Regions from separate parts of the Mus musculus genome. Here region 2 is linked to region 1. Evidence: chromatin loops called from intact Hi-C (ENCODE). Cell type or tissue: gastrocnemius. All regions are shown on one strand. Links, peaks and the distances in the headings refer to the core of each region. The heading gives the core; the rest is flanking DNA.

Region 1 (15,937 bases), core at 2,780-10,779:
GCAGCAGCTTGTCTTGCTCTCAGAGCTAATGTGCACGGCTGCCAGCCCTCAGGTCTCACACCCCATTTGACAGATCTGAACCCATGGTGCCTAGGACGTGCCTGGCACTGAAGAAACAATGCTTAGGGCAGAAGTTAGTGTAGAACCTCCTCAGTGATCCTCCACGTGGACTCTACTTGCCATTCCCCCAACTCTCTTTCCCTTTCTCTCATTCTCCCTTGCTCTCTCACCACGAAGCCGAGACTGGCCTGGAATTCACAGTCTTGCTGCTGGGGCCTCCCAAGTGCTGGCATACAAGTGTGCAGAACCACGGCTAGCTTCTACTTGCTTTTTGAGTAAAGTTAAGCTTTATATAACATGGACGCTAGCCAGCACTCCTTCTATTATAAAGGACAACGTGGAATGCTGTTTGGTAAACACACATTCGGCACTGGGGTCCTGGCACAAAGATGGGAGAGCCCACATCAAGATTTTTGAGCACGGTCAGCAGTTAGGGATCCCTAAGGACCAGTGTGTATCAGTGTGCTACTCATCGAGATGGTCTCCGAGAGCGTCTGCCTAGGGCGTTCAAGTCCTGGGTTGGGTTCCCGGCAACACAGAGATAACAAAATGAAACAAACAAACCCCAAGGCCAGACTTGAAGGGACACAGGTAGGCTATCCTATGACAGGAACAGAGATAGGCTATCCTGTGACAGGAACAGAGATGAGTAAGGCAGTATTCATGAAGGAAATGTATGAGGAGAACCAGGTGGCCTTACCGGTCTGCAAACTTCCACACTGTGGGTGCTATCTTATCAGCAGTGACTGGGGTGGCTGTGGTTGGGGGAGCATCCCTGGTCAGTCCAGGTAGCCCCCGAAGATAGGATGTATAGAAAGACCTGGACTCCACCAGCCTGTAAAGAAAGAAAATGGAAGTGCTAAGGACAAAGAAAAAAAAAATCACATAGCTAACCAATGTCAGCAGGGGAAATAGGTGGCTCCTCCCACAGAAAGGTGCCGTAAGAAACATTTCAAGTTGGTCTCATCTTGTCTTTGGCTCCTTGGGCCTCACTTGTCCATTCACTGTCCATGGTATAGAAACCCTCTTTTCCACCAGATACGGAACCCCTATCTGGAAAAACAACTGGGCCTGAGAATTACTCAGTGTGCCTTCTGGCTCCAGGCAAGGCCACGGTCTACAGAGACTGAGGCAGGTAGCCACTGGGAACACCATCCATTTTGCTACAGAGAACTGGGGATGCATTCAAAAGAGCTGCTACCTAGCTGTGCAAGCCCAGGGTCCCCAGCACCACAGAGAAAAACAACCAAACAAAGACCACCAGCTTCTGCCCATGACAGGAATGGCTGGGTGTGACTGGTCTCAAGACAGCCACCCTCCCACAAGCTTGTTCCAAGACATCACAAGGTAACATCAGCAGGTGACATCACAAGTTGACATTACTTCCCATGGAAGTCAAAGAGCTGATGTATGATTTTAGACATAATAACAACAGAGAACCAGGTTTGCCCAAACACTCCTGATTTCTCTTTCCTAATACAGGAGTCTTGAAGGCAGGAGCTATCTCCTCCAAAAGGTCTAGCCAAGATAAGCATCAGTGACAGGACGTCCCATGGGAGCCAGCGTCAGGAAGCATGGTTTCCCTGCTCTGCCATCCGGGCTCAGTGTCTATCAGTGAGCAGATGGCTCAGGAGCAGCATCGTCACAAACAATTTTCCCCTCCAGCAACTCCAAGCCAGGGAAACAATGCCTCTTCTTTCTCTAGGACTGGCACTCTCTGGGCTTGCCTGGGGTCTTGCCTTCCAGGCCTTGTGAACATCATGTTTCCTGACTCTGGCTGGCCGGCCTCAGGAGCACTGGTGGACCAGGACAGGGAAAGGGCGAGGGGGCTGCCTAGCCCAGCCTCAGTGTAGGGCGGTACTAACAGCCCCAAGAAGTAGATTTCTGGGTACCTACGGTAGCCTCGATTTCCTTGGCCCCCCAAATTTCTGCCAGCAGGGCCAGGCTGACATCAATCATCTGCCTGAGGAGGGAGGGAGGGTACCAAGGCACCAGCTGGTGCCATTTAACAGGCCATTCAGCAGCAGGCCGCTGACAGCAGCTGAGGCTGCTTCATTGTTTTCTCCTGACATTTTGGAGCAGACTATTGTCTGGCTCCTAATGAACTTTTCTGCAATTAGAAAAGCAGAGGGAGGGAAGGTCCAGCACATCTGAGTCCTCGCCAGGCCAGCACCCCACCAACACATGGCTCTGTGCACAGAGGTGTGGGATAACATGGTCATGGCATGGTGTAGATGGCTTCGGAGCTCAGGGCCGGCCGAGGCAGGAATCCTGAGCTGCAAGGTCGGAGGTCTTGACTCACACATCTGCTTCTCCTACCTGCCTGCTCTTTCTAGTGACCTCTCTGGCAGGAAGAGTGACTGGGCAGGGACGTCACACTCACACAGGCACTCGGGAGACAGAGCCATTCCGAAGCAGCAGGTAACAAGATGGGAAGTCAGTGACGCCAAACTTGTTCACCAGGTCACTCTCTGTATTCAAGACCCTGCGCACTGCCACAGCATGGTACTGGGACAGGTCCAGAGTTACCTGTAGAAGACAGTAGGGTGTGGATGGGGCTTACCCAGTGGGCAGAAGGAACCTGAGTACTAGCCTGGGGCTGGGTAGGCACCAGGTAGCAGCTATGTTCTATCTAGACTTGAAACCTCGAAGAGCAGACCGCTGTGACAAAGTTGACACAACCCTCAGGTTACAACTACCAAATACTGAGGCAAGGGGCCTTGAAACTGTTCAGACCACACACTTTGTGTGTCCTATTCGAGTGCCACCTGAATATGGTAAAACATGGCCAAATGTGGTTTTGTTTTCATTCTTTTTGTTTTGTATGTATTTATGTGTGTTTTTTGTGTATGAGTGCCCCTTCTACATGTATGTCTACATGCTACAAAGGGCATCAGACCCCATTATAGATAGGAGTGAGCTGCCATGTGGTTGCTGGGAATTGAACTCAGAACCCCTGGAAGAGCAGCCAGTGCTCTTAACCGCTGAGCCATCTCTCCAGCCCTGATCCAGCTTTTTAAGTAAATTAGTGACAATTCTAATATGAATAAGCATAACTACTTCTATCCAATAGCTAGAAATAAGGCTCAGACCTAAGACGCTCTTTAAACTGATGGAGAAGTGCAGCCTTCACTGTTGGTCAGGGATCCAGCTTCCTCACAAGGGACCAGGCTAGTTCTCATGTGTCTGCTTCCCTCATTTTTTTTTTAAACCCCAATTCTATGAAGTTAGGGCAGTAAAAAAACAACACAGGTTTTGAGTCAGACAGCACTGTTCTACATTAATAGCTGTGTGATCCTAGACATTTTACACTGCTCTCTTAAGTTTAGAGATTAGCAGCAATGTGTTGGTATCTAGTCCTAGACTCAGTAAATAGCAGGTATTACTTTTTAGTTTCAGAGAGAGAGAGAGGTAAGAGCAGATACCAACGTTTAAAGTGGAAAGGAACTTCCACTTTGTCCCACTTCCCCTGTGTCCCACCAGGGGTCAGGCAGAGCCTGGCTAATAAATGTACAGGGATTAGTTGCCTGCACTGGTCTGAACCAGGCTCTCTCCCGGGGTCTCTTCTGAGAGTCAGGAACGCTGGGGCAGCTCACCTCTCTACCCAGGTAGGAGTCTTCCCTTTCAAAGACCAGGGCCAGGTAATCTGCTTTATTTCTTGTAAAGAATCCGTCGATATCATTCAGCCTGCAAGAGATAAATGGGGCCACTTGCTCTCCATAGCCTGTGGAAATGAGGTAAGACTCCTCCCAGCGATGCATCACTTCCAGTGTAGCATGTCTCCCATAACCCTGTGGCCTCCCTCTGCCAGCCCACCAATGGAAGGAAAGTAAACCCTTAGGTCTCAGAGGATGCGACTCATGCTACCTCACGCTGCTTTATTCAACCCACCTTGGGTTTACTGTTTTATATTTTTCTTTCTGTCCCTTTTACGAGTCAGGGGTAAATGGGAGGCAGGCTGGGGAAGAGAAGTGGTGGGGAGGGTTGCTTTCAGCCCAGCTGTCTCCATGTTCTGGGGAAGGCCCAGGCTTACTGGTTCCCTAAGAGACTGGTGATTAGAACCTATCAAGTGCAAGCCCCGATCCACGGCAAGCCATGACCAGTGGGAGAGCTGCATGTTCCTCTCAGAACAGGAACAAAAAGGGAAGAAGTGAACTAGAGTCCTGGGTGCAGGAACCTTTTAGCTCGAGGTGAGGGAGAGTGAGGCCCAGTTTTCTTAGGTAGAAATGATTAAGAAGGCAAATCCTATCTCTTAACCAGAGAACTAACCTACAGATTGTTTTAAATACTCAGTGAAAACTGTGTCTCTCCCAGAATGTTAAGGAGGACAGCTGAGAAGGCACACAGGTTGGGGAGTCTGCATCTTCCTCTTATCCTCAACCTGGTGGCTCACTTCCCCACACTTAACCCAAGACATGTAGCAAATGCCTCCAAAGAGAAAGGGTGGCATTAGGTCAATGCCAGAACCCAGCCTGGTGGCAGTATGGGTAGATATGACAGACAAGTGGGGATTAGGGCGAGCCTTTGATGGATAAAAGAGGTTCTGTAGCTACCTAACATCAGCCTCTTGGGTGGCATTAGGTGGCCAGTCTCTCTGGCCACATCCTCATACCTACCCTAGGCTGGCAGAGGAGCAAGTCCTCAGCCTTCTGGAAGAGGCAGCTTAAGTTTCAGCACGTGTGTCTGCCTATATTCTTCCTAAGGGGCATCAAAAGGATCACTTAGAGACAGGTTGACAAATGTGGCCACTTTGTTTCTTTTAAGGTCCCCAGGGCTGAAGACACACTATAGTGTGTGTGTGTGTGTGTGTGTGTGTGTGTGAGAGAGAGAGAGAGAGAGAGAGAGAGAGAGAGAGAGAGAGAGAGCTGAGAGAGAGAAACATAGCCAGGAGGAAATGCAGGGAGAAAAGCACCAGGGTCCAGGCTTACAAGCTCATCCTAGATGGATGACATTATAGCTTGGACAGGAACTGTCCCCACAAAAGGCTCATGCGCTGAAGGCTTTAGCCATTGAGAGATGACTGGCTCACGAGGGGTCTGACTTTTAATCAGACTACCCAGCTTATGGATTCCTAGTCAATGGCCAAATCGGGTGGGCCCTAGCTGGAGTAAGTATACAATGGGGTACATGTCCCTGGGGTCTGTACTGTCCTGAACTCTCTCTACTTTTTGAAGTGAGCAGCCTCTGTCATATGCTCTGGCTGCCATGATAGTCTGTATAATCTCAGATCCCAACTGATTGGTCCTGCCAAATTTGGGTCGAAACCTCTAAAGTAATGAGAGCAAACAAACCTTTCTTTCTCTAAATTGTTTCTCAGGTATTTGTTACAGCAGAGAAAAAAGGAAACCAATAACCACCAGAGAGAAAGTCGGTTGTAGAACCCTGGCCTACATTAGGAGTGTATGCTTGGCCCAGGGTCTCCCTCTGTGAGGCTCTCTAGGAAGATAAGGAATTTGGAAAGATAATAAAGGAGTCGCTGTGAAGCTGATTAACACAGGTTGACCAGTTGTCCAGAATCAGTTTCCAAGCAGGGCTTTTACTCTTCTGAACATCCTAGCCTTTTCTTCCTGGTGGTATCAATCTCTTCTGCCCTCTCATCTGTCAGTGGCCTCCCCTGGACTAGGCCAGAGAAAAACCTCCTACACCCACAAACCCTCCTGAGGGCAGTCAGAGGAAGCAGCAGCAAGCACGCTCTGGAGAAGCCCCTCACATACTTTCCTTCCATCCAGAAGGTCAGGCCCTTCGACCCTCAGCCAGCTCCTAAGAGACATGGCTCCTCGACACCTGAAGCAGAAAGGAGTCGCTTGTGGCTGCTCTAAGGTATGTCTGGCACACTGGGGTATCTACCCCACAGGAAGAATCAATGTGGGTCCTCTGCCCTGTGGTTCCCAACGCCTTCTCCATGCTTGAGCCTCATGCCACACTAAGCCTGCCCCAACCCAAAATACTTGGCAGGTTCCAGAGGTGGACAGGCTGGGGGCCATGTGTCACGGTGGGACTCCAGAGCATCGATGAGCCTCATACGCAGAGTCTGCACATTAGCGCCAGCACCTATAAACGAAAACAGGAAGAGGGTATCAGGACAGATCAGACCCCAGCACCCTTGCCAGTTTCAGTCACAAACAAGGGTCCTCACACCAATTCCAAGAGAAAGCACATGCCAGCCCTCTCCTGAGAAGTGGTGAGGTGAGGGCTCCATGGCTTGAAGACTAGCGGGAGGCCCATCCCTGCACACAGCTACTGACCGCTGTTTAGTGAGCATCAGTGAAAAGCCACTCGTGGCTTTCATTCTCTGGAGACGAAAGTGACTCCTTGGCCAATGTTAGCTTTCCATGTGCTGATATGCCCTCGCTCCTCTTCCTGGAAAAGGGGCTCTGAGGCTGGAGTCCTCAGGGAGAAATCCCAGCCCATCACGGCACACAGCCAAGGGTCAAGGATGCTGAGGGCAGAGAGGTCTCCCTCAGAACTGGCCACGGGTTTGTTCTTTGAACTCAACCTCGTTTTGACATAACAGCTGTTCTGGGAATGTGGTGCCCCACTCTCAGACCTAGGACTTTGGATGGGGCACATCTGAAGGGCTGCTCAATGGGCTTTCCTGGCTTTTCTGCCAGGCTCTCTGAGAAGACATATGGGAAAACCCAAACAGACTTCACTTGGAGACCCTGCTTCACCCTGTGGGAACCTGGGTAAAGGCAGAAGAGCTGGAGAGGATGCTGGCCATGCCAACACAACAGCCGGAGTTAGAGCACCCACCTGGCAGTGTCGCTCCAGAACCGTTCTTGGTAAAGGCCTGAAAAAACTGAGAACAGACAAGGGTGAGCGGTCAGAGGTGGCACTTGAGCTGCTTAGGGACGACTTCTCTTTTGCGCCTCACTTTATTCCCCTGTGATGGACTTCAGGGAGGCTTTGTTCTGCGATGCTTCTCTAGTGTCCTGACATTCAATTCTTTGCCAATGCTTAACGCACCCTTAGAACCTGAAGGCAGCAGCTCAGGAATGTAACTAGAGACCAACTCCACAAAAGCTGGCCTCTGCACGTAGTTCCTGGAAGCCGTTAAAGCGAACAGTGAAGTCACTGGTGGTCTCCATGCAGACCATCTGAAGAAGGAAGTGACTCCTCGGCCAGTGTTGGCTGCCCGTGTGCCGATCTGCCCTTGTTCTATTTCCTGGATAGAGGTTCTGAGACTGGTATCTTCTCAGTGAGAACTCGCTGCCCACCCATCATGGCACTCAGCCAAGGGTCAAGGATCCAGGACAGGTCCTACTGAGCGGTAGACTCAAGCCTACAAAACCAGGACTTGTCGCACACATCAGCCTCTTTCGACATCACGATGTACTCTTTCCCAAGTGTGTGACATCCTAGGCCTAGTGTGTCATTGGGGTGAGAGGTGAGAAGGAACACTGGGTAACAACCTGGGCTTCTGGCCAAGGGGCAAGATAGCTGCAGGCCTCTTACTTATGGCCTCCTATCCTGAGAGAGAATGTTGGTTGTCCTGGGAGACAAGCTATCTGCAGAAGAGCCTGAAGGCTTCTTCTTTTTGCTAGCAGGAACACTTTTTTTGCAAGTTTACTCCTCTATCTCCAACTGCAAGGCCTCAGCTTTATCCCAAGCAGCTGATTAGGTCAAGGCTATAGGGTCTGGCAGAACTGGTTTCAAGACCTGGCTTTGATGTTTTTGTTGTAACCTTTGAAATCTTTCTGCTTCTCTAAACCTCAGTATTCTAATCTTTTAAACGAGATATAAAATTATATATATAATGATATCATATATAAAGTGGTACTACCAGCCTAGAACTGTTATACGACTCAATAATCAAAAACTGAGAGTAATTAAGGTACAGGAGCCAGTACATATAAAAACTGACTCATTAAATGTCAATTCCATCACTATCACTCCCTCCTATACACACCCCTTCAGCACCATGAAATACTGACCAGCTAGGACTGGTCTGTTCCATATGTGTGTAGACAGGAAGGGAAAATTCACATGAGAAACAGACCACAGTGGCCAACCATCCCTTCCTGTGATTGGCTGCTTCCTATGACCTCACTGCCTTCCTCCTGCTCTCTACTCCACTCTTTTTTCAAAATACAAATGCAATACTTTATTCATGAATAAAAGCAGCTCATTTACATATGTCACAATGTGCCCATGTCCTTGATAGTTACTGAACAAATCCGGACCTAGTAAAATTATTATTCTAATACTTGTAAAATGATGACAAATTTCCTGAATTGTGACATGAAATGAGGACACGGGTTTCTAAGAATCTTTATGGACAGACGCTGCTGCTCAGAGGCAGGGTGGTCTGCTCAGCATGTGACAGCTGCTGTGCTCACTCTGTACAGGGAGGACAGACTTCAGCTCACTGCTACACCTCTCACACCGTGGACCAGCCTTTGGTGGTGTGCCTTTCTCAGAGCTACGGAGAACAACATGGTGCCTCTCCTTCATCAGCTGACCCAAGCCCTTTGTCTTAAAAGGTGCTGGTCTCCTCCCAACAAAAAGCATCTCCTTGAGCCTAAATTTCAAAGCTCTAATCTATCACTGAAACTCAAGAGTCACTCAAGAGCCCCGCCCACAGACTGCACAGCTAAAGGAGTTCTGGGCCATTATCAACCTTCTCGGTGTTCAGACGCTTCCAGCTTCCTTCTGGGATGGTATCACCCTCTGAGAATGTGGCTCCCATATCTCGTGGACTTTGGAGTTTTTTTCCTACCAATTAATAACTTTCTCGTTAAATGTTTTTTCTACCAGCCCCTTTTCTAGGCTACAGAGAGATCCGTAAACTGAAAGACAAAAGGGAGGAAGGGCAGGCCTAGAGAGACCTCCTTTCTTCAGTCTCTGCACTTCCTGTTCCCCTGCACTGACAAATGTCTCTTCTGCTCCCCAGACATCTCTGCCCTGCCTCTGAGCCCACCGCTCAGCTAAAATCATCCGGCAGAACCGAGTGGCGATTCTCTCTAGCTGTCCCAAGTTGTCTCTCTGGTGCTTCTCCTGCTCTTGGCAGTAGCTGCTGGCTGCTTTCCACCTTTCTCCATGGCTTTTATCTTGTTTTCATACACATATTCTTGAAACTCTCTTTTCTTTTCTGTGTAGCCACCCTCCCTACTTTGCTGCACAGACCAGCCCTTCTCAGCTACTGTTAGCCCTTGTCCTGACTTCATTCTGTGCCACTGCCATTAATTTCCATCTGCTGCTCTTAGGCTCTCCTGCTGCTCCACATCAGAGCAGATCATTCTGTGTTTAAGGTGCCCTTACAGGCACCATCAGGAGGAAAGGGCTCCGTTTATACTTTCAAATGAATGAATGAATGAATGAATGAATGAATCAAGAATAAACCTACTGCTCTCTGTTACCAAGTCATTCACTTTGTCCAACACATTTACTATCTGAGCCTTGTGTCTCTCGTACTTACCTGTCCTAGACTTCTGGTTCCATCTGCTAAGCTCCACGGAGGTGTGAAGGCCCCGTGCCTACACACCAATGCTGAGTGAGCCCTCCTTCAACCTCTGCCTGCACCTGTGCCTTACCTCACCCAGCAACCAGTCCTCCTCCCTGCTGCCCACACTGGCATTGCCCTTAGCTACAACCCTCATCCAGTTACCTGGCAAGTTCTGCAACTCTGCATTGGGGATAACTCTCCAACAGCCCAGGGCCAACAGGAGAAAACTGAGGCCCTGCTCTATTACAGTAGCTCCTGTTTGCTTTCTCTTCATGGGTCAGGAATGTCAGTTCTCAGCTGGGGAGGGAGGTGGCTCAACAGGCAAAGGAGCCTGCTGCCAATGTGAAAGCCCGAATTTAATCCCGAGGTCCTAGACGGTAGATGGAGAGAACTGACTCTTGAAAGTTCCTCTATCCTCCAAATACATACACACACACACATACACACACACAAATACACATACACACACACACAAATACACACATACACACACACTAAATGAAAATAAAAGAAATACTATTCTCTCAATCTGTTCTTCAACTGTCTTGCCACTATGTTTCCTTCCCCAAGGCATAACTATGGGAGTCTTCTTCAGCTCTGCATGAAGGGTGAGCAAGATCCTAACTCAATACATTCAAGGCCTTCCTTTCAAGATCTGAACCCAAACTGACCTGCCACCATTCCACACACTCCTACTACAGTGAACTTCAACCTGGACTTTCCATGCAGTAACCACCATGGTGGTTTGAATAAGAAGGCCCCATAGGCTCCTATGTTTGAATGCCTAGGCACCAGAGAGTGGCACTGTTTGAGAAGGATTAGGAGGTGTGGTTTTGTTGGAACAGGTATGGCCTTTTTTGGAGAAAGTATGCCACTGGGGGTGGGCTTTGAAGTTTCAAAAGCCCAAATCAGGCCCAGTGTCTGTCTGTCTGCTTGCCTGCCCCACTCTCTTTCTCTGTCTGCAGATCAGGATGTAGCTCACAACTACTTTCCAGCATCATGCCTACCTACATGGCACCATGTTCCCCAGTGATGATAATGGGCTAACCCTTTAAAACTGTAAGCAAGCCCCCAACTAAATGCTTTCTCTTATAAGAGCTGCCTTCGTCATGGTGTCTCTTTACGACAATAGAGCAGTGACTAAGACAACCACCCACCTGACTGACTTAGGCAGTACTCACAGCTTATACATTGCTGCAAGCCCCCCTGTGCCTGGTATCGATGGTGTCTAGCACACTCAGCTGCTTAGCAGACCTGTGTCCAATCCAGCAATGATAGCCCTTTCATCATCTTGAAGGCTCAAGTGGAAATCTAGTCAGGGCACATTTCTGTCCTCAGGAAAATGTATTCTCGTTAAGTCAGCCATGGAGGTGTGTGCCATCTGAGGTCAATTACCCTTGAGAAAAATCAACAAAGCATCCAGGACTGAGTCTTTTCTCTGAGAGCAGGCAGCAGTTCATTCATTAGCATTCTCTCTCTCTCTCTCTCTCTCTCTCTCTCTCTCTCCTTATTTTATGTGTATATGTATTTTACCCACATGCGTGCATATATACCATGCCTGTGTCTGGTGCTTGCAGAGGTCAGAGGAGGGCAATGGAGCCCCTGGGGTTCAGGATGCTTTTTAGGCCACCATGAAGGTGCTGAGAACTGAACCTGGGTCCTCTGCAGGAGCTAACAAGGCTCTTAAGTCATTGAGGCATCTCTCCAGCCTGCTGCTGTCTTTTTAATCCGTCACCATAAAACAAGACCCAGGAAGGAGCCTCTGCCTCCCCTGACTGTGGAGCTGCTCCTGTGAGGCTCTGGTCTTTCCACAACAGGACTACTGTTAGCACAAGGCAAGACACCGGGAACCAAAAGCACAAGTCCCAGTAGTGACTGGTGGTGGCCCTGGAGCCAAGTGTATAGGACAAGTTCTCAGAAACACAATCAGGTCTTCAAGCATTTCATAATGAGCTCACAAAGAGTGACAGCCTTAGTTACTTAATCTCCGTGCTAGGAAAGATCAGTGTAAAAGGTGTCTGGAAGCCAGCGGGTGACAATGGAGAGGGGAGCCCATGTCCACTTCTCAGAGAAAGGAGACACCTAAGTTGTCTCTCTCGTCCTGAGAACTCACCCTCGAGCTACAGCGTTCCAGTAGGAGCTTACAGAGTGACAGCCCAGGCTCTGCACTCTACAAGTGTGCCTGGCTTCCAAGGACCTGCCATTCCTGGGCTCCTACTCCCTTGCCTCACCTTGCCTTCAACATGAACCTGAACACCATACCACACGCCACACCACATAGTTCAACTCACAATAAGCCCTAGCTCTCACCTTCCTGCCCATGCTCCTCTGTCCTAGTCAGACTCCACCCTTCCTTACACACATCTGGAGCCCCCTCCCACAGGAGGTCCTCTTTGATGAGCAGGTGAAGACTTCAGGAAGAGAGGCCAATTCCTCCAGCATTTGCTCCCTGCCTCCCAACCAGATGTCCATCTGTATCCTGTGCCAGTTGTTCCTAGCCTTTCCCCCAGTTGGGAACACAGCCCTGTGCACCCAGGTGACAGACCCATCAACAGATGCTATTTCAGAGTATTCCTAGGATGTACCCTCCACACAGAAACTGCCATTAGATCAGGGAACAAGAGGAGAACTAACATCTACCCCCCCACACACACCCCAATGCCAGTGCCCGGGCACTCCCACAGGTAGGACCTTTCTTCGTACATGGCAATCTTATCAATAGACATCAATAGTCATCTCAGAGAGAAGACTCTCTGCTGTACTTTTCCATGTAATTCTCACTAAATAGGCTTTCCCCACATGATGAGGGGACTGCTCTGGCCTAGGGTTTGTTCAGCCAAAACCTACTACCAACTCAACTCCCAAAGGCATTCTGCCCCAGCCTAGTGGGGACCTGATGGAGCAGGATCCCCACCTTCAGGACTAGGTATTTTCTAAACTGGCTGGGCTAGTGGAAGTTTAACACATGCGCATAGTGGCAAGGTGCTGAAGGCAGAGAAAAAGGACAGTGACACATGTCACTTACTGTGGTGGCCAAATTTGTGTGGGTATGTCCCCATCATACCAGCAAAACTCTCTACATGTGAGGATCCCTACCCAACATTGGTCCTCACCTAGGGCTCTCTCTCCCAGCCTCACGGGTAGGGAGCAAAGACAGGCCCTGGTCCCTACAGGGCGCAGGCAGCCAGCCAGTGGGGCCATCTGGCTAGCTGGCTGACTTTTCAAATCTGCTCTGCTTTTTAGGGTGCCTGGCCAAGGTGTCTACAGGCACTTTAGGCTTTCATGAGCAAGACTTTGGAGACCTGAAATATGTGTGAGTACTGTTTTAAAACACTCTATAAGCAACCTAGTGGTCAATGTAGTAAATGACAGCCAGTATTTTTTTTTTTTTTTTTTTTTTTTTTACCCTAACAGAAAATATTAACTTTTGCTTTAGCAATAGTTAACATACACCAAATTCGGGATCACAATGTAATATATATATGTCTTATTGCAAGCCACAGGAAGAAATCATTTCAAAGGTACTGCCTAGAGTCTTTTAGAGTCTAAGAGCAGAGGCTTACCGACAGCCTGAACCATTTGGCCACAGATAGAACTAAGCAGTAGGCCCCTCGGGGAAGCCATGGGAAGCCTTGCCAAGGGAGACCAGACAGAGCTTAGGAAATGGACATTTGTCTACTGAACTGGCCCAGCCAGGTGTTACCTGTCTGGAAACAGGGGAAAGCCAGCGCGACGGACCGGGTGAGGTTCCTGCCAGGCTGGGCAGGTAAGGTGATTAATCACTTGAGGCATCCAGGCTGCGTGTACTTCGTGACTTAGGCAGGTGCTGAGGAGCCTCCAGACCTGCAACCATCTGGGCTTCCTCCTCACACCCAGGTGCCTGGCTCCTCCCTGGCTGAACAGAAAGCTCCCTGTGTCAGCCCTACAAAGCCCTGACTGCATGTCCTGAATGCTCTCCCTGTGGGTTAGACAGTGTTGAGGACTCAAGAGAGAGGAAACTGCGAGCCTATGGAGGATGGCTCTTGCTGCCACCCTGGCGTCCCCACAGCTTTCCCACTTAGCACTGCCCACTCTGGCTCTGCACAAAGACAGAGCACTCTCACGGAATTACTATTACCTGTCTTGGGGCTGAGGACAAGCAGTGTCCTTGCCAGGGAGATTTTCTATTTAAAGAGGTGGCTGATGGGCTGGAGAGATGGCTCAGTGGGTAAGAGCACCCAACTGCTCTTCCGAAGGTCCAGAGTTCAAATCCCAGCAACCACATGGTGGCTCACAACCATCCGTAACGAGATCTGACTCCCTCTTCTGGAGTGTCTGAAGACAGCTACAGTGTACTTACATATAAAAATAAATAAATCTTAAAAAAAAAAAAAAGAGGTGGCTGGTAAGAGCCTCCCTGGATGATGTGCCACACTGTTCCCCAAACCAACCTGGTCTTAGGGCCTGGGTGACTATTTAGGAAGCGACCCCTCTGGGATGGGGAGCCTCTGAGTCCAGTGTGTGTGTGTGTGTGGGGGGGGGGGTCTCCATAGGTTAGTACTCCTGGAGATGAAACTGCTGAGTGGTCAGGCTGAGTTCCAGCTCATGGATCTGACTGAAACTGGAGGTCCCTGAGCTCAGAGATATCTTGTTCCAGGGATAACACTTGGCCTTTCAGCCTTCAGAGCTCTAATGGCTGTAGACAAACTGCTTATCTAGATACTAGATGGTGGGAGAGGCTGAGCCCTACCTTAACAGCTACAAATGTATTATTCTGGGCTGTGTAGGGCTCTTGAGAACCATGGCAATTGTTCAGTCATTTAAATGGAGGTGCTAGAGAGATGGTTCACTGGTTAAAAGCTGCTCTTCCAGAGGACCTGGGTTCAATTCCCAGCACCCACACGGAAGTTCATAGATGTCTGTAACTCCAGTTTCAGGGGAACTGACACCTTCATACAGACCTACACGCAGGCAAAGCACCAACGCACATAAAATTAAAATAAATAAGTAAATGATTTTTAAAAATTGTTGGTGTCCTATGATCCCTGACAGGGGATCATCAGCGGGTTCATGTCATTTCTGCCAGAGCTGGGTAGCAGAACCCTCATGCCTTGGCTGTTGGTGACTTCTGTCGCTGGAAGCCCTGCCACCCGACACACTGTACATTTTGACTGTGGGGGTGAGGTTGTCCCTGTAAGTCGCTTTGAAGCTCCAGTGGGTCAAGACTTGATGAGAATGAAGCATTCCAGTGTCTCTGAAGAGCCACCAGGTCCCCAGAGGGTGATCCTGCCCATGCACAGTTCAGAGTCTGTATCCTGGTTTTAGACTACAATCAGACCTCCAAGAGTTAGAGGGTCAGAAGTGAGAACAATTAAAAAGACCCTTGAGAGGTAGCAGCCCTCACTAGCCTATGTTACAACTACTTCACCCAATCCTGGGATCTACCCTCGCCAACATTAGCACATGTCCTCTCCTCCATAAAGACAGACTTTCTCAGAACGCGGGCACCCCTTTCTTTTCAGCCTCTGTCTCTAAAACAGATGCCTCATCAGATGAGGGCCAGAAATTCAGAGGTTCTTCAGAGCTCAGCAGCCCAGGAAGGTGCCAGGGAAATGCGGAACAGAGGATTGTGTGCTCGGCCAGAACCACTCAACTGTAGCTCCCCCTTCGCATACCCTCACAGTCGGGAAGCCAGCGATGTTGAACTCTCTGCAGACAGCACTGTTGGTCTCCTCAGCACAGTCCAGGACAGCAAGATTGAGTGCTGGCCTCCAGTCTGAAAAGATAAAGATGGCCCCAGTAAACAAGAGAAACTGGCAACTTCTGTTGTCTTCTATCCAAAACCCCACAGCCATTAACCCCAAAGCTCTCATGAGTACAGTCATACTTTCTTCAGAAAATGACTCTGAGGCAGTTCCCTCAGTCTTCACTTAGGGGGATGCAGTTAACGGCATGGTATGCAGCCTTGCAATGGCGTTTGAATTTCTCTAGTGCCTTGGTGGAATGTGGCGAGGGGTTGGAGGAGCTAAAGAAAGAAGAATGAGGAGTGTGGCCCCTAGAACCTGTTGTCCCTGAAGAGCTGCCTAAGAAGTTGATTATCTCCCAGAGAATCAATATGCCTTGGGAACTTGTATTCCCCAGTGAACCTTCCCACAAGCACCTAGGTGCCTCACCCAGACAGACACACAAATCCTAGGGATGGAAGAAAGCAGGAGATCCAGGACCCTTCCAGAAGGCAGGCCTAGGGAAGTCAGGAAGATTGGTCCTGTTTTCTCTTCAGGCCCCAGCCTAGAGGCTTCTCTCTGAGAAAGAAACTAGCAGAGGAAATAATGGCACAGACCAGAAACCAACAGGAAATCAGTTCGTATTAAACAACTCTCCTGAGCTCTGACTCAGGTCAGGCCGCCATAAGCCGCAGTTACATAAACCTTGGGAAAACATGGCCAGTGTCAA
Region 2 (15,937 bases), core at 4,009-12,008, 52 kb after region 1:
AGGCATGGTGCAGGAGGAGCTGAGAGTTCTACATCTTCATCTGAAGGCTGCTAGCAGAATATTCACTTCCAGGAAGCTTGGACGAGGATATTAAGGCCCACACCCACAGTGGCACACCTACTCCAACAAGACCACACCTCCTAATAGTGCTACTCCAGAGCATACAAGTATCACAAGTATCAAGTATTTCTATGGATTGTTTTAGAATGCTTAATTTAAAGAAATTGCTGGAGAGGTAGTTTCTTCCAGAGGACCCAGGTTCTTTTCCCAGCCTCCACATAGAAACTTATAACTTATAACTCTTTGTTAATGCCAGTTCCTGGGGATCTGATGCCTCATGCACCAGGCATGCATGTGGTACACAGAAATATGTGTAGGAAAATATCCATACATATAAAATAATAAAAAAAAATAAAACTTGCTATTTGAGTTGCTGACTTGAGTTTCATTAAAAACAAAACAAAACAAAACAAAACAAAAACAAAAAACAAAAAGGTGTTACAAGTAGAAAGAGGTTTAAGAAGCCTAAATTTCCAAACTTCCCTCAGCTCCTCTACTTTTGTCCTTGTGGGAAAGGCAATCATGTTGGGCTTCCTGCCCATGCATGGGAATATTAGAATGGGCCTTGGACCGGTAACATTCTTTCTAAAGGTCCCACAGCACATGCTGGGCTACTAATCTCATGAGAGTATATCTCTTCCTACCTAAGGTCAGTGGGACTCCATGTTCTACTTATACACGCGTGCCAATGGCTCCAAGCATGCCACCGGCTTTCTGCTGGAGTAGGGCCAAGGAGAAACTCTTCCACTGCAACCTGAGTGGGGCACTGTGGCCATATTGCCCACATTAGCTGCAGAGTGGATCTGCTGGCCCTGGAGGACCAAGGCATTGCAAAGGACTCTATCTAGTGCATGGCCTCTTCTCTGCTTAAGTAAACGTGGTGCTACTTTAATCATGCCATCATCCTCCCTCCCTGCCCTCCCTGCCCCATGTGTTGTCTGTCTTGGATGACTATGAATAATATATTGGCCTTTTCCTTGGCAGGTATATTAATCACTCACATTAGTGTCTATAGTAAAGAGCCATTAGAGAAGAGACAGGGTAGTGAGATGGCTTAGCGGATAAAGGTGTTTGCTGTGTAAGTCCAGAGGACTAAGGTACATTCATGGAACTTATGTAAAAATGGAAGGTGAGCAATGATTCCACAAAGTTGTCCTCTGACTACCAAATGCACACTGCGGCATGTGTGTCTCTCCCCTACACCATACACTCACACGATAAAAAAAATACATTTTTAAAAAGTGGAACTGAAGGGGCGAGAGAGATGGCCCCACAATTGAGAGTGCTTGCTGCTCTTGCAGAGGACTGGAATTGGTTCCCAGCATCTGGTGTGTGTGGGTGGTGGTGCTGGTGGCATAGAACTACCAATAATTCCAGCCTCAGGGACTTCTGGCCGCCACCACTACCTCTCCACACAAATAAAAATAAACTTAAAAAAAAAAAAAAGAAAAAGACAAGTGGGTTTAAAAAAAAACTTAATGAAATATTGCAGTTGAAAAGCTAATCTAACAAGCAAGCAAGCAAGCAAACAAACAAACCAACCAAAAACAAATCAGTGAAGTCCTAGACACAACACAACTGTATGAAATTGCCAGCATGCTCTGGACATACAACATGGCAAAGTAAGCTATATCAAGCAGGTCATGGCCATTTTTTTCATGTGAAACTTCAAGTGACAATAACATGGGACTGCTGGTCACAGGTGCCTCACCTCAGTGGACACATAATGCAAATGTAAGCTCACCGATCTATGTTATGCAGACCCAGAGATGTCATCATGGCTTCAAAAACTCCTTTAGTCATATGCTCAGATACAAAAAAACAAAAAACAAAAAACAAAAACAAACCATTTCAATCTGAGCAAGACACCACAGTCATGGTCCAAGCAATAGCACAGTCAACAGGATCTTGTCACATAAAACGAATCTTCTGCAGTTTGTCCCAGATAAGCGGTGTGGTGAGATGAAAAGATTGGAGAACCTAATAAGTACACAAACACAATGAAAACCCTGCCTAACAAAAGCCATCTGAACATTAAACACTGTCCCATGCTTGGAGCAAAAATCACTAGGTTAAAGATGTTAGAGAAGCCCGAACTTAGAGGGGAATGGTAAGCAGCTAGAAGTGTTATGCTGCCTTGTGGAATCCTATTGCAGGATATTTGATCACATTGTATACCCTGAGATTGTGTTATTAACTGAAAAAAAAAAAACCAACAAAAACTGTTTCTAGTTGTGGTGTGGCTCAGCCCTAAGCACACATCTTTAATCCCTCTGGTTGGAATATAAACACACCCTTAGTACATACCCTTAGTTCCAAACAATAAAGGTAAAGTTAGTTTGTAGAAGGAAGCACCCATGTTTGAAAGTGATGTCTAATTGAGTGACAGAAAAAGTGATGAATCAGAGAAAGATTTGCCAGAATAGGATCTGCCCTTCTCAGAACAGAGAGGAAAGAGGCAACATAAAAGGAAGCAGCAGAGGTGGACAGGAAGGAGGCAGCTTTGCCAGGAGGGTTTTACAGAGACAGGTTAAAGAGAGAACAAGCTAGACACAGGCAAAGCCAGACTCAGTCAGAGAATGAGAAGGAGCTAAAGATTGTCAGAGTTAGTTTCAGGCCAAGCAGAGCAATTCAGTCAGAGGTGATAAGTTATTCTCTGCTGGTAAATCAATTCAAGCCAGGTTAAAATATGTAAAGGCATGTTTATTGGGAAGCAACTCTTGGGCAAATTCACTGGTCCCAAGGAATCTAGCCAGGAAAGTCACCATGGGGGGGGGGTAAACAGAGGGGAGTGGGAAAGAAAGTATGCTTTTGTGCACTCAGGGAGAGAGAAAATGCAGAGGAGGGGAGAGAGAGAAGAGGGAGACCAAAATGTCTGGATTATGGATTATATAGGGGCTTTTCAGAGAAGGGAGGCCCAGCCTCTGGGCTGGAAAGTTCAGGGTAGAGGGTGAGATATGCCAGCTATAACCTTGTCACAGGTAGAGACTGAGGGATGCTGGGAGAACCTGGAGACCAGATCCACTTTGGTTAAATCCTCACCTCAGCCCTTCCTTGTCCTGGGTCTGAAATCCAACAAGAGGCTGAGAAGAAGCCAAGTTGAGTCAATCAGTTTGGAGAGCTTTTAGCCAGAACAGCTGAGTTGACCAGGCAGCCAGAGTTCAGAAAGAGCTAGAAAGGGTGAGCTTCTTCAGCTCTAAGTCTCAGAGGCTGAAAATACTGTATGCCTAGATCATTTTGTACAGAGACAAGAAGCTTCCAGGAGTAGGCCTAGGTCAGCAAATGGAGGCAGCAAGCCTTGGAGATGAAAATTCCATCAGGCAAATAAATTACTTTTACAGACTCTCAATCACTTACCACCTCTCTACTCTTTTCAACATATTTCCTTCACAGTTGGGATCAGGTCTTTTCACCCCATACCTGTGGCATTTCTGTTTTCAGGACCTTCCTGTCATGAACCTCATGGCAGAAAGTTGGATAGAACTATGGGATATTGGGACTTCTCAGTCACACCAAAGATCCTTAATACCTCAGTGTGATGGGTGACATTCTAGGATATGCCAAGTTCAGTCAAGATATGAATTCTTCTTTCACCTTTTTGGAATTAGAAGGTTTGGGTCAAGCACCAGAGGCAGTGGTCTCTAAGGAAGTCATAGGCAAGAGTGTCTCCTGGGAAGCTCACGGAGGGCTGTGGGAACATCTCACCTATTATTGTGGCAACACCCTGGGAGGAACTAGCACAGCTGAAGGAAGGATTTGTCACTCCAGAAGTCCCACTCACTCCACACTCCCACTCTAAGGCATTGTCTCTACACAATGACTTAGAAGTTCCCTGAACTATCTAGTCAAGGTAGTGAGGGACAGCAGATTCCTCCTCAGTTGTCCACTGGCAGAGCAAGGTGGGGCAGGGGCGGGGGCAGGGGCGGGGGCGAAGGCAGAGGCAGATCTCTGTTATGCACTCCAGGACAGCCAGGGATCCACTGAGAAACCCTGCCTCGAAAACCAAACCAACCAACAAGAACAAGAACCCTGGCTTATTCCAGACACATGCCTTAGTTAAATGAATGTCACTCTCTAGGGAGGGTCTCATCTTCCTGATCTGGTTTTCCTGATAGGTGGTCTCAAAATGAGAGGGAGGCCCTGGCTCCAAGCTGCATCATCCAGAGAGAGGAGGCTAAGCAAGCCCTATCCTCCACGTTTGGAGCTTATTATTTTGTGGTATGTGCTGTGCTGTGCTGTGCTATGCTGTACTGTGCTATGCTGTGCGCTCTTTCAATGAGGGCTAGGCTTTAGTCACAAGCAGTCCCCCTACCTGTGGGAATTATGCTGAGAACAGGCCTTGGACCCAAATGCCTCTTTCTACAGCCTGTGCTAGGGGATTGGCTCCCTGCTTTAGACTCAGTGGTACACTTCCGCTCAGGCTCTGGTGTCTGACTCTTGGCATGCCCCCAGATCTTCGTCTTTCACAGTAATGGGGAGAGATGAAGAGAAAGTCTTCCTAGGGCAGCCGGGGCAGGATGCTGGCAGCTGGTCTCATCAGAGCTAGCTGCATTATAGATCTGCTGGTCATGGAGTTGGGGTGGCTGAGAAATTGCAGGGGCTGGATCTAGAACTCGGCTTCTCCTCTGGCTGTAAGAGAACAGTGTCACTTAAGCTTGGCGTATCCTGTTTATTTTGGGTGACCTTGAATCATACACTGGCAGGCTCTTATCTGCCTACTGATCTTAGCCACACAGCCCAGCCACCTGTGAAAAGAAATTTAATCTCTCTACCTTGCCCACTTTTCTGAGCACCTAGCATGTGATTTCTGAACTCTTCTGGAGTTTCTTTCTGTGGCCGCTTCACCATTCTTGGCTGTTCACTGACAATGCTCCATGTCCCAATTCAAAGTTATAGCAGCTCAGCCTCGCCCTTCCCCACCCCGCCCCAAACCCCAGCCAGCATGTTCTTGTCACCAGGCACATTATCTGGCACATAGTAGGTATGCAGACTTTGTTGTTATTTTTAGTGAGTTGACTGTTATCTGGTACCATTGGGGCCTATGGTTTTCTGAGGATTCCTTAGTGAGGCAAGGGGCTAAAGATACAGCAGACTTAGCCGTCAGGACAGCTGAATGTCAGAGAGGATGGTGGGCCCTTCCGCATGGTGCCACATAATTCACTGTGGGGATTCTTTGATTCTCTCTGTATCTGGCTCCATTCCCCCCAAGCTCTTATTTCCAGACATAAATTACACCCTTCACAGCGGCCCACTTCATTATGTGTAACTTTATGTGCTATTTTGCAAGGTTGAGTAAGACGAGTCATGTGGGAGAAATGGCATTTCCCATGAGTTGGAGGAAGCCCATCAATGTCCAAGAAAAACATAAGAGCCAGATACCCTGGCAGGTTTGAATCCTATCTAAAGAGGAAGCTCAAATAAGAGGGTTGTATGTATTCAAAGTCTGAGGTCAGCTTGACCACACAGTGAGATCAAGTTAAGATTTACCGGGAAATCCTCTCCTGACTCAGCCCCACCATTTTAACACACTCCCTCCCCGAGCATGCGTCTTTTACAGCCTTTGACAGCTTAACAGGCACTGGTTTTCAAAAAAACTGTTTTTTGATGATGCTCCTTCATTAGACTTTACGCTCCACACCTCTGCTGTCTCCCAGCACTAAGCACTGCTAAGAACAGGTGACTCGCTGATTACCTGAGGAATGGACGGGCTGTCAAGAGACCAGGATGCTTAGCTTCCTGTGCTGGGACCTGTGTGCAGGGTCCACAGACCTTACACACCAGCTCCTTACTCTAAGACCTTACACACCAGCTCCCTTACTCTAAGAACGAGTGCCTGAGCTAAAACAAGAAATCAGAAACAATTCAATTTCAGAAGAACTCTAAACTTGGCTCATGAGTAGAAAAATTTACACCGGACATGGAATTAATTTATAAATCAATTTATTTACAGATTTCATCTTAAAGTACATTTTAGTTAACAAATCTATGTACATGGGTATACATGGGACTTCATCCCAGTTATTTTACAGAGCGTACTTACAAACCACACCCTAGGGCTTCTGTGCAGACGTCTAAGGGCTGCAGGGGGTGACTATTGGCTGAAGATGGCCTGATGATCAGGCTATTTACACACACACAGTAAACGGGTTTATTTTTCATGTCTGCACAGTACAGTACACACGAGGAGGCTGAGCCCCCTAGAGAATGCTTTGCAATGTGTAACCAAGAAGGCGTTGCAAAGTCCAGAAGGAAAAGCTTTTCCACAGCTTAGTTACAACAACGGTGCTTCCTTTACACCGGTTTACACTTTCTTCACATTTTTATAATACAAAGATTTTATTGAATTGCTGCACAACCAGTTTAAGATGATTTGTAAACATGTAAATTCCTACAATTTGCATTAAACGGCATTGTAGTTTCTATCACTTGCTCTTTGAATTAATGTTTTATTCACTAGTATTCTTAAGGTAGTAAAAGGAAGATGTAAGTTTGAATTTCTTGCAGAAAAGTTATGAGTCTCTAATGCTGTGCTACAGAAATTCTTTTGCAAGTACACACTTTATTCAAGTATTGCAAAAAGCTAAGGCCACTTTTTTTTCAAGACAAGAAAGTGAACAAAATTGTTTTTATCAATAGGCCACAACACTCTTATGAGCAATGCAATCTCTTTTGAAAGACAATTTCTCAGAGACCTGTAGTCACAGAAGGAAGTCACCTTCCTTATAAACTACTTTTGAGCTCTTTCCACTTTTCCCTAGAGTAAAAATTCCTGTTTAGACCTGAAGAGGGAATCGATACCCTGTACTAGTTTAACCCAGAGTTAACTGCCCTGGATAGCACAAATTGTTTGGACTCAGATGTCAATCTGAAGCCTCCATGGTGGTTTACTACCAGGTACTGACAGTGCTATACTAAAAGGTATTACTGCAGATGCAAAGATCGTTTAGAGGAATCAATGCAGACAGACAGGAGGGCGCGGGTGTAGGGGAGGGGCAAAGTTAGGAAGAGGGCATTCTTAGGTTCTTGGTTATGAGGCAGAGCTTCATTAAAAAGACCCCAGTGTGGACCGAGTGAGTGGCTGGGCAGCCACATCCATCATTCCTGACCCTAACAGTAAACCCACCCAGTTAGATCCAAATAGTTAAAATAGGAAGAAACCTGTTAACTCTATAGACTCACTTGTTTTTGCTACCAAACTGGAGCTGTAATTGCTAGCAAAGGAGGAGACTGGCTTACTCCCGCCTCGCATCTGGAATGCAGGGTTCTTGGATAGTGAAGACAGCTAGCGGAGGTTAGGACGGCCACTGCCACGATCTCGGCACTGTCCAGGTCGCTGAGCCTATGGACTTACAGCAGTAAGTTTTTCCTTTTCTGGCATGATAATGTAGAGAGTAAAAGATACACTGTCTTATTAAAAAATTAACCTCAGGTCCAAATAATGAAGACATGGAAAACAACCTATATTCCTATTATAATTTGATTTTCATTTATAAAAAAACTTATAGCAGCTGTAAAGTTCAGTTTCATAAAGACAATATGATCCTACAAACAGTCAAGGGATGGACACAGATGTCTCCTGTCTCCTAAGGAACACAAACTGAGGAGAACTATCTTTGCTTTCATTGGCCACATGAAAACTATTTCCACACTACTAAGAACCTCGAGAAACCTTTCTTCTCTTCGTCAACCTGCTCATTATGGCTAAAGACGACAGCTCAACAGCAAAAGCACAGAAGAGATGCTGATGAGACACCCACCTGAGCATTCAGGAGACCCAATTGGAACAGTTCAGTGCTTTCTTATTGTCAAGAGCTAGCACACCAGTCACTGTGCAAAATGCAAATATCCAATGATGGTTTCAGCAAATGTTGTGTAATGACAGGATGAAACGCAAGAGGAGTGACGTGTGCAGAGTGAGACATCAGAGATGCAATGGCAAGTAGGGAAGGAAGATGCAGAAAAGAACAAACGTGCATACTTAAGGGTTACGCTGTCTTTGGGTTTTCTAATGTGTTTTGAAGCCATAATGTCCAGGGTGTCTGTAAGTGTGACCCCAGCGGATGTCTTACCATGCTGTTCTAGCCGCGACTGTTAGGGTTAAGGCATTTACACACACGCCTCAGATCATCCTCATTCCCTGGGATTAGGAAGGACAGGACTGATGAAGAGAAACCAGTCAAGAAGGCAGGTGCTAAGGGCCCAGGAGAGCACCAGGTGCTCAAAGGTAGCAGCTGGAGTCTGGAGATGTTCCTCAGATGCAGGTAATGGTTGTAAGATGCAATGCTGCAAGAAAGGCAGGATAAACTTTAGTCTTTCGAGTCCTGTCCTGTCCTGCTGCCCGGGTGACGGTGTAAACGTCTGTTGTCTTTTTGATGAACTGAACTGACTTCTTCAGTGTGTGTATAGATTTATTAAAACTGCAGCTTTCCTGTGCGAAGATTAAACTGTAGAAGCTTCGAGACGGAGGTTTACAATGATGAGAATCTTTCACTTCTCAATAGGGACACACATTTTCAACTTAATAATTTACCTTAAAATAAATTAAAAATATTCCACAGAGCCAAACAAGCAGGCAGACTCTGGACAGGATCTTCTTGTCTTTGGTGCGCCACTCATTTTCTAACTCATTCAAGTAACAGCACTGACTTCTGCGGGAGAGATGGGAAGTCAACGTTTGAAGGCCAAAATGAGGTCTTTCCACTTTTGCCATGCCTGGATGCCTGAGATGGTCCTGAGTATCTACGATTCTGAGAGCAGCTGGTAGAGGTTAGGACAGATGAGGAGAGAGCAGGGGTGGGACCAGGGCGGAGGAACAGCCCGCAGCAGTCCTGGAGCCTCGTCTTCACTGGGTTCTGCCCAGACAGGAAAATTAAACACAGTGCAATGGGTTATAGTTTTTAGGTGGTGCCCAAAGCAAAGCTCCCACTTATTTCTGACATCCACTTGGTGCTGCTTAACTTCAAGAATGGAAGAAAATGGTCTTCAAGAAGAAATAAACTCCAGAATGTAAAATAGGCAGACAATCTTGCGTTTGCCTATTTTAAAGTGGTTATGGGTTTAATACTGTTCAGAGACTAGCATGTCCATTTGTGAGTTTCATTGTATAGACCAGGATTATGTTTTGAAAGTTAAAAGAAGAATCTATGTACCTCTCTTTCCTGCGGAGACGCAAGTCTCATGAGGACACTCAAGCTTTGTCTAAGCTCAGAGGTCAGTCTGGTGTTCTCAGCCCTCATCTGAGACCTAGTAGGTATGGGTGCTAATGAGGTGATACCAAGTCTCAGCATCAGAGTATAGCCCTGCCCACGGGAAAAAACCACGTAATCCAGTGGACAGTCTGTAAAGGCAAAGGCTGTAATACCAGATATACCACATTGTCCCATGAACTCCAAACCAGCAGTCCATAAGAACAGGTTCAAGGTCCAGAAGCATTCTTGCTATGGTGGAGATGGGGTGTATATCAGAAGGCAGAAAGGCCCAGGACTCATGTTAGCACTCAGTGTTCGATTTATTTGCAAGATGTCACACAAGTAGCATTCTCCCCTGCTTTTCACTGATCTGATTGAGAACATCAATAGTATCTTTGATCAAGGTCTCAAAGATCCCATCAGCCAGCTGCATCTTCACACACAACTCATCCTCATCATAGTTCACCCACTGTGCCTCCTCCTCGTGCAGCTCCTGGACCTGGATGTTAGAAGGCAATACGTTAGCAAGCCTGTCACCCAAGAGCTAGGAACTTACACCTCCCATGTACAATGTGTCCCAAAGAAATCATGTCAATACACCTTTAAAATTAGCATCGAAACTAAAATAGCTCCATTTGAACATGCTGGTATTCCAGCATTTTGTAGATAAGAGAGATAGACTGATTATAACCCATGTCTGTGTTAACACGAGTGAGTGCACACAGGAGCTTACAGGAAAGAGAAGCAGCAAGTTTAGATGGAGCCCTGCAAAGGAAAACTCTACTCATCCAACAGAAGTACCATATCATCCTAGAGTACTGGAACTCAGTGACAGCTAGCAATGGTGGCTGGCGCATACCTCCTGTGACTCTAGCACTTGGGAGGCTGAAGCAGGAGAATTACAAGTTCAAGGTTAGCAAAGACTACATAGGCTGCCTCTCAAAACAAAATAATATTTTTTACAAATGCTCAAGTTTATTTTTAAATTACTGTTAAAATTATTTTCTTTTTTGCATTTTTGAACTTTTGGAATTCCTAGGTAAATGAAAACTAATCAAGTTAGAAACAACGCCTCCACGCTTACTGCTTGCTTATTGTTTTAGCTTTCCTTGCTATAATTTTAAATAACTATACTCCAAGACCACAAACATTGGCTCTTACAAGTGCAGTAGGAAATGACTGGGATGGAGATCAGGTAGAAGGAGCCCTAAGTTGCAAACTCATCAAAACTAGCTGCATTTCCAGGATCGTTAACTACAAGTCTAATGACAGAAAAACCAAGGGAAAGTTCCTGATTTGTCCTGACATGGGTGTCATCTTGGGAGAGGCAGGGTAGGTGAAATGGGGAACTAGTTAGTCCTCTACCTCCCTTATGAAGGAGCGACATGACTTGCAGAGGCCACAGCACCTGGAGGAGGAGAGAAGGCAGAGCAACACGTGTGTTCCATGTGCACACCTCTCTGTGTTGGGCCTGACACACCAAAAGGCAATGACATTACTCTTTCTCTTTGGAGGAAAGCTCACAGGTCTTACAAATATCTGTTCACCAATCTGCAGCTGTGAAATGGATGGCTCTATTGAAGAGGGCTCTATAACCAAATAAACTTAAGGGAATTCCTCAGTGAATACAATGAACAGCATACTAAAGAGAGTCTATCCTCAAACTAGTTTAACCCAGGTTCCTGTGTTTACTAGGCCACAGAATTCATTTAATATATAAGAAATGGATCTACCCTACCAAGGAACTGGTATGAAGGCCAACCTAATGCTGTGTGTACTGGGGAAATACCTTGCTTAGAAATCTAACAAGTACGTCTGCGTAAGAGACTTCACCTTCTCAGTCTAAGTTACACACTTCCCCTTTTTGTAAAGAAGGTCTCAGTCTTTAATATGAAATCTGTTAAATATTTCTTTGTCAAAAACAAAAGTTTTGAGAATTCTGTCCTATGAAATATTTTTTATACTTACAGTAGAAATAACTCATGACAGTATTTGTCATGTCTCCAGTGTAATGTGGATAATGTGGATTCTCCCTCAAATAAACGTCAAGGTTTTGTTGTTGTTTTTGTTTTTGTTTTGAGACAGGGTTTCTATGTGTAGCCCTGGCTGTCCTAGAACTCACTCTGTAGACCAGGCTGGCCTCGAACTCAGAAATCCAACTACCTCTGCCTCCCAAGTGCTGGGATTAAAGGTGTGTGCCACTACGCCTGGCAATCGTCAAGGTTTTAATGACTGCAGAAGCGCTGTTCCTTAAGACCTTGCCAACAGTAACTATTGCTTTTTCCCCAGAGGACAGCAGACTGTGTGGGGCTGAGTGGAGCCCAGCAGCACAGCACAGGCTTGGCATGCCACAAAGTCCCAGGTTCAATCCCCAGCACCACAGATTGGGAATCTTTTCTGTCTTGGAACCAACACACTTCCTTTTTGTCTAACTCTCAGATCAAAGCCCACCATGGTACTACAATGACAGCTATAGATCTGCCTTTTATTTCCTTCTAGTCTTCAGAGTCTACTATACACACACCCATCCAGAGATGTGTGTCTTTGTGTAAAGTACTTAAACAAATCCATTAGATTAAAAATAAAAGTCAAACAGTGACCCCCCCACATGCACAAACTGGGTAAACATAGACTAGACATTCATGTGCGTGCACACAAACACACACTGTAAGACTTCTGAATGTGCAGTGATCAAAAATCAAACACATAATGGCTCAGAGGTGTTTCTGGTATTACATGTCTTACATGACTGTATGGTCTTGGTTCAGAACATACAACATGTGCACTTTGCACTGTGTGACACTATGCCTGTTATACAATCAAAAGGTGTCCCAAACACCTCAATTTAGATGGAGACTATTGTATGTTATGAATTAGTGTTTTCTGATCTTATAGAAAACAGGATAAAGGGAAACAGAACTTTAGTGTTTTCAACTGTTAACTCCTTAGCATGTAAGTATCAACTCTTTGGACTATATTATGTTTGATTTTTAAAAGTGCTGTTTGAGTTGTTGACTTGAGTATCATATAAAAAAATCATTAAATGAATTTTGGCTTTAAATTAGAACAGAATTTCCAACAATTTCTGAGGTGGTTCAAAATATACTTCTGCCATTCTGCACTATGAGTTTATGCAAAGTAGTGCTCTTAGCATTGAGAGCTATGAACTCAAAGTATCAATCAACTCTGAGAAATGCTGCAGATGCTCTATGTCCCACAATATAAGATAGCAGCCAAGATTTGATTCTCTATGTGAATAAACAAGCACACCCACTTCAGTAGCATGCAGATGTGTCTTAATCTATGTTAAATTTATAGCTACACACACAGGAAATGCTTGAAAATCTTTTACTTAGTATCAGTAAGTTTTTGGTTCATATACCTATATACCCAAGACTGCAAGAAGATTTCTCAAAGTGGGGAGAGTACGAAAGGGAAAAGGTACAGCAGGGAAATGCGAAGAGAATGTGGTCAGGGTCTTCATGACATCCTTGTGAACAAGCTGGCAATCAGGTCATATGCTGTCTGACTCCTGGAAGGACTTCCTGCCTCCGACCTGTTGGAGCCTTTGTGCTTTCGTTCTGCTCCCATGCCCTCCCACCATCAACTGTACTCTGTGCATCTGTCTGTCACTAGGCTGTGAGCCCAGAGAACTTTGCGCTGTAATTTACTCTCCAGTGCTTAGCACAGTGTAGAGAAGGTACTTGGTCATTGTCTGGGATACAGCTCTTTTTAGTGACTGCAGAACTCGTGGTTTGGGTTTTTTTTGAGATGGGTGTCACTTTGTAGTCCTGGTAGGATTCAAACTCATGGAAATCCTCCTGCCTTAGCTTTCTGCATGTTGGGATTATAGGCACATGAGTACCATGCCAAGCTCAGTTCTTGTTTTTCAAACAATGACTTAGATGGAGGTAGGCATATCAATTGCAGATAGTACAAACCTAGGAAACATAGTAGATATTTACAAAGAAGGAACCAACAAATGTGATAACCTGGGATGATGGCCAAATTTCACAAGATTAAGGGCTTGGAATATAGATAGGATTGGGGGTGGGATGACCCAGTGGGGTCTTCATACTGTGATTCTAGTCACTCTAACAACTATCAAAGTGCCTGAAAACAAATCCTGGGCTTATCTCTTTGAGTCTAGCCATAGAGGCCAGAGGGGAAGGGAGGATGAGGAGGGGAGCCCATCAAGAGATTCAAATGGCTTTTACTTCAACAGTTAAACTGTAACTCCTGTCCTGGCCTCTCCTGGTTCCCTGCATAGGGCTTCTTGTTGCTGATAACTCTTGCCTTTACTTCTCCTTCACATTTTTATCTATGCCTGGCTGTAATACTAATAGCACTATTGATACACTTTTGGGGCCCCGTAGACAGGCCTACTGAATGGGTGCTTCAGCTACTACCATATTTGATGACTCTGACGCAGCAGAAGCCAGATTTATTTATCACTTCTGAGATGGCAGTTATGGCTACTTTGGAGGAGTCAGCAACACTGGACAGGCAACTCAGGGCAGGGACACAGAAGGCAGCAGTTCTAGAAATGGCCTTGGAAGGGATGCTGGTTTCTCCTCTCCTTCCTGACTGTAAGCTACACATGAATTGGGAACTAAAGCTCTAGGCCAGGTCTTTATCCCTTGTGATGAACAGCTTTGGGGTTGGATCTCTAGGTTTTCATGACAGCAATGGGTTTCATCTATCTATCCCCTACTGTCAGCTCACTCCTAAATGATTTTAGGGTTATCATTTCAGAGTTGGGGAATGTTACTGTAAAACTGAAATCTACCTCTGTGTGGAGACACACCTCAGCTCTCCTCATTCAGCTGGACAGGTCACGGACCTGGCTCAGGGAGCACCTTGGAGCACCAAGGAAGGAAGATGGTGCTCTCTTCCTTCCTACCGTCCCTAGCCACTAGCCCGGTCCCTGTCAGCTGCCAGGAGGTTTGGCTGTGTCTATCTGCCTTTCTAGTCCTGGAGCTGACCTCCATGCAGGCTTATCTCAAACAGCACAGCATGCTTTCCCCCTTCTCTTCTCTACATGTAGCTCCTGGGCAACTGTGAGAATTACAGACTGCCTGGGCTGGAGTTCAAATTCTAGTAAACTGTTATCAAGCTTTTAAAAAAGAAAAGGGGGGCGCGGTGCAAGCTTAAGGATCTGAATTTGGATCAGTAGTAAAAGCAGGGCGCAGCTGCACACCTGTAACTCAGTGCAAGCAGAGGTAAAGACAGCTGGGCCTCGGGAGCTTGCTGGACAGCCGGTGTAGTCAATCAGTAAGTGAGCTCTAGGTTCAAGTCAATGAGGCACTTTCAAAAAGTAAGGTCATTAGCAATAATGGAAGATGTCGGTGGACAAACTGACATGTGCATACATGAGAATACACCACAATCTTAAAAAAGGAAATTGTAGTATTTGTATAAAAAGTGAATCTAGAGAAATCAGACTAGTGAAATAGGCCTAACAGACAAAAATATGGTCTTCTTTATATGTGATCTTATTTCTGCATCACAGACATAGGAAGAATGAAACGATGTTGGTCAAAGGGTACATGTCCAACCAGATGTAGAGTAAAAAAAATAATGCACTTTATGTTTCAAATATCGAAGTAAAATTTAAATGGCTTACCATTAAAAAAAAAAGGCCCATCCCTGGGTGACATAGCTCCTCCAATAATGCCACCCATCCCAAACCCTCCCAGTCTACCAACATGCTACCAAGCATGCAAATATATATGAACCCCATTATGGGGGCCATTCTCATGCAAACACCCATGAGGCTGAAGGCCTGGAGTCCCAGCACTAGAAAGACTAAGGGTAGAGGAATGCTACAAGTTTGAGGCCAGCCTGGGGTACACAGTAAGAACAAGCTTAACCTGGGGAAACTCTGTTGAGAGGGACAGACAGATAAGCAACCAACTCCCTAACACACACAAATAAAAATTAGCTGTCAAAAATGTCAGATTCAAAAACCAGAAAGACTAGGCATAGTGGTTCACTCAGGAGGCTGAGGTGGGGGGATTGAGATGAGATTATTGCCAGTCAGGTTCACATAGTAAGATCCAGTCTCAACATACACAAAGTTCTAGCAAGCCTAAGATAAAATTCTAATACAGTGATTAAAAACATTGGATTAAACATAAAACACATATATAATGTAGATAAAAATCTTTTAAAAGGAGCAATATCAAGTACCACTCCCCCAAAAATAAAAGGAGTGGGGCCTTAACAGTGGGGAATGCTGAAAGTACTTCCCAGAGGAAAGGAGAGCGGTGGGGACAGCAGGTGAAGGAACACCACGGGGAACTGGGGACACAGCAGGACATTTCCATATCTGAGCAGACATGCCTGCACATAAGAGGAGTAGAGTCCTGGATGCCTGAGGAACAAGAGAGGTCAGATGGCAGTGACATAGGACCTTCAATGACTCAGTTGCTCAGGTCAGCTGTCATCTCAGACCACCATACTCGGCTTCCTTTTTCAAGTAAGAAAGGCTGAGGGCCGGGCTGTAACTCTGAGTGCCCAAGGCCTGGGTCAAGTCACCATCAGCAGCAACGAAAAAAGGCAAGAGTTGAAACAGACAGTTTACCTAAAGACCCAGAATCTGAAAATCAGACGTTAACAGGATCCTGAAGGTTGTACTAACCTTCTGGCAGCTACCTCAGACTGCAGAGAGGCACAGAGAAAGGGTA

The links. Peaks named below come from ENCODE experiments on the same cell type or tissue, not always from the same donor. Only the 100,000 strongest peaks of a DNase experiment are listed, where the experiment ranks them.
Region 2: a loop joins it to region 1, with 4 times the contacts of the local background. A loop is called at or near these places in 4 of 42 quality-filtered maps.

What each region holds. Positions count from the first base shown.
Region 1 is chr1:155,788,538-155,804,474 of GRCm38, forward strand. Qsox1 (quiescin Q6 sulfhydryl oxidase 1) reads right to left here. Exons shown (of 12, transcript NM_001024945.1): 2 at 15,160-15,260; 3 at 6,814-6,859; 4 at 6,009-6,111; 5 at 3,657-3,747; 6 at 2,444-2,589; 7 at 761-895. Among named protein-coding and RNA genes, the nearest start is that of Qsox1, 16 kb to the right of the region's middle. In gastrocnemius, for the core only: a CTCF peak has its summit at 3,549; DNase peaks (open chromatin) are centred at 3,578, 7,315, 7,431, 8,421 and 1 more place.
Region 2 is chr1:155,838,981-155,854,917 of GRCm38, forward strand. It overlaps Cep350 (centrosomal protein 350), which reads right to left. Exons shown (of 38, transcript NM_001039184.1): 38 at 5,984-9,747. The coding sequence ends at 9,583. Among named protein-coding and RNA genes, the nearest start is that of Gm51652, 19 kb to the right of the region's middle. In gastrocnemius, for the core only: no CTCF peak of the experiment used is centred there; a DNase peak (open chromatin) is centred at 4,527.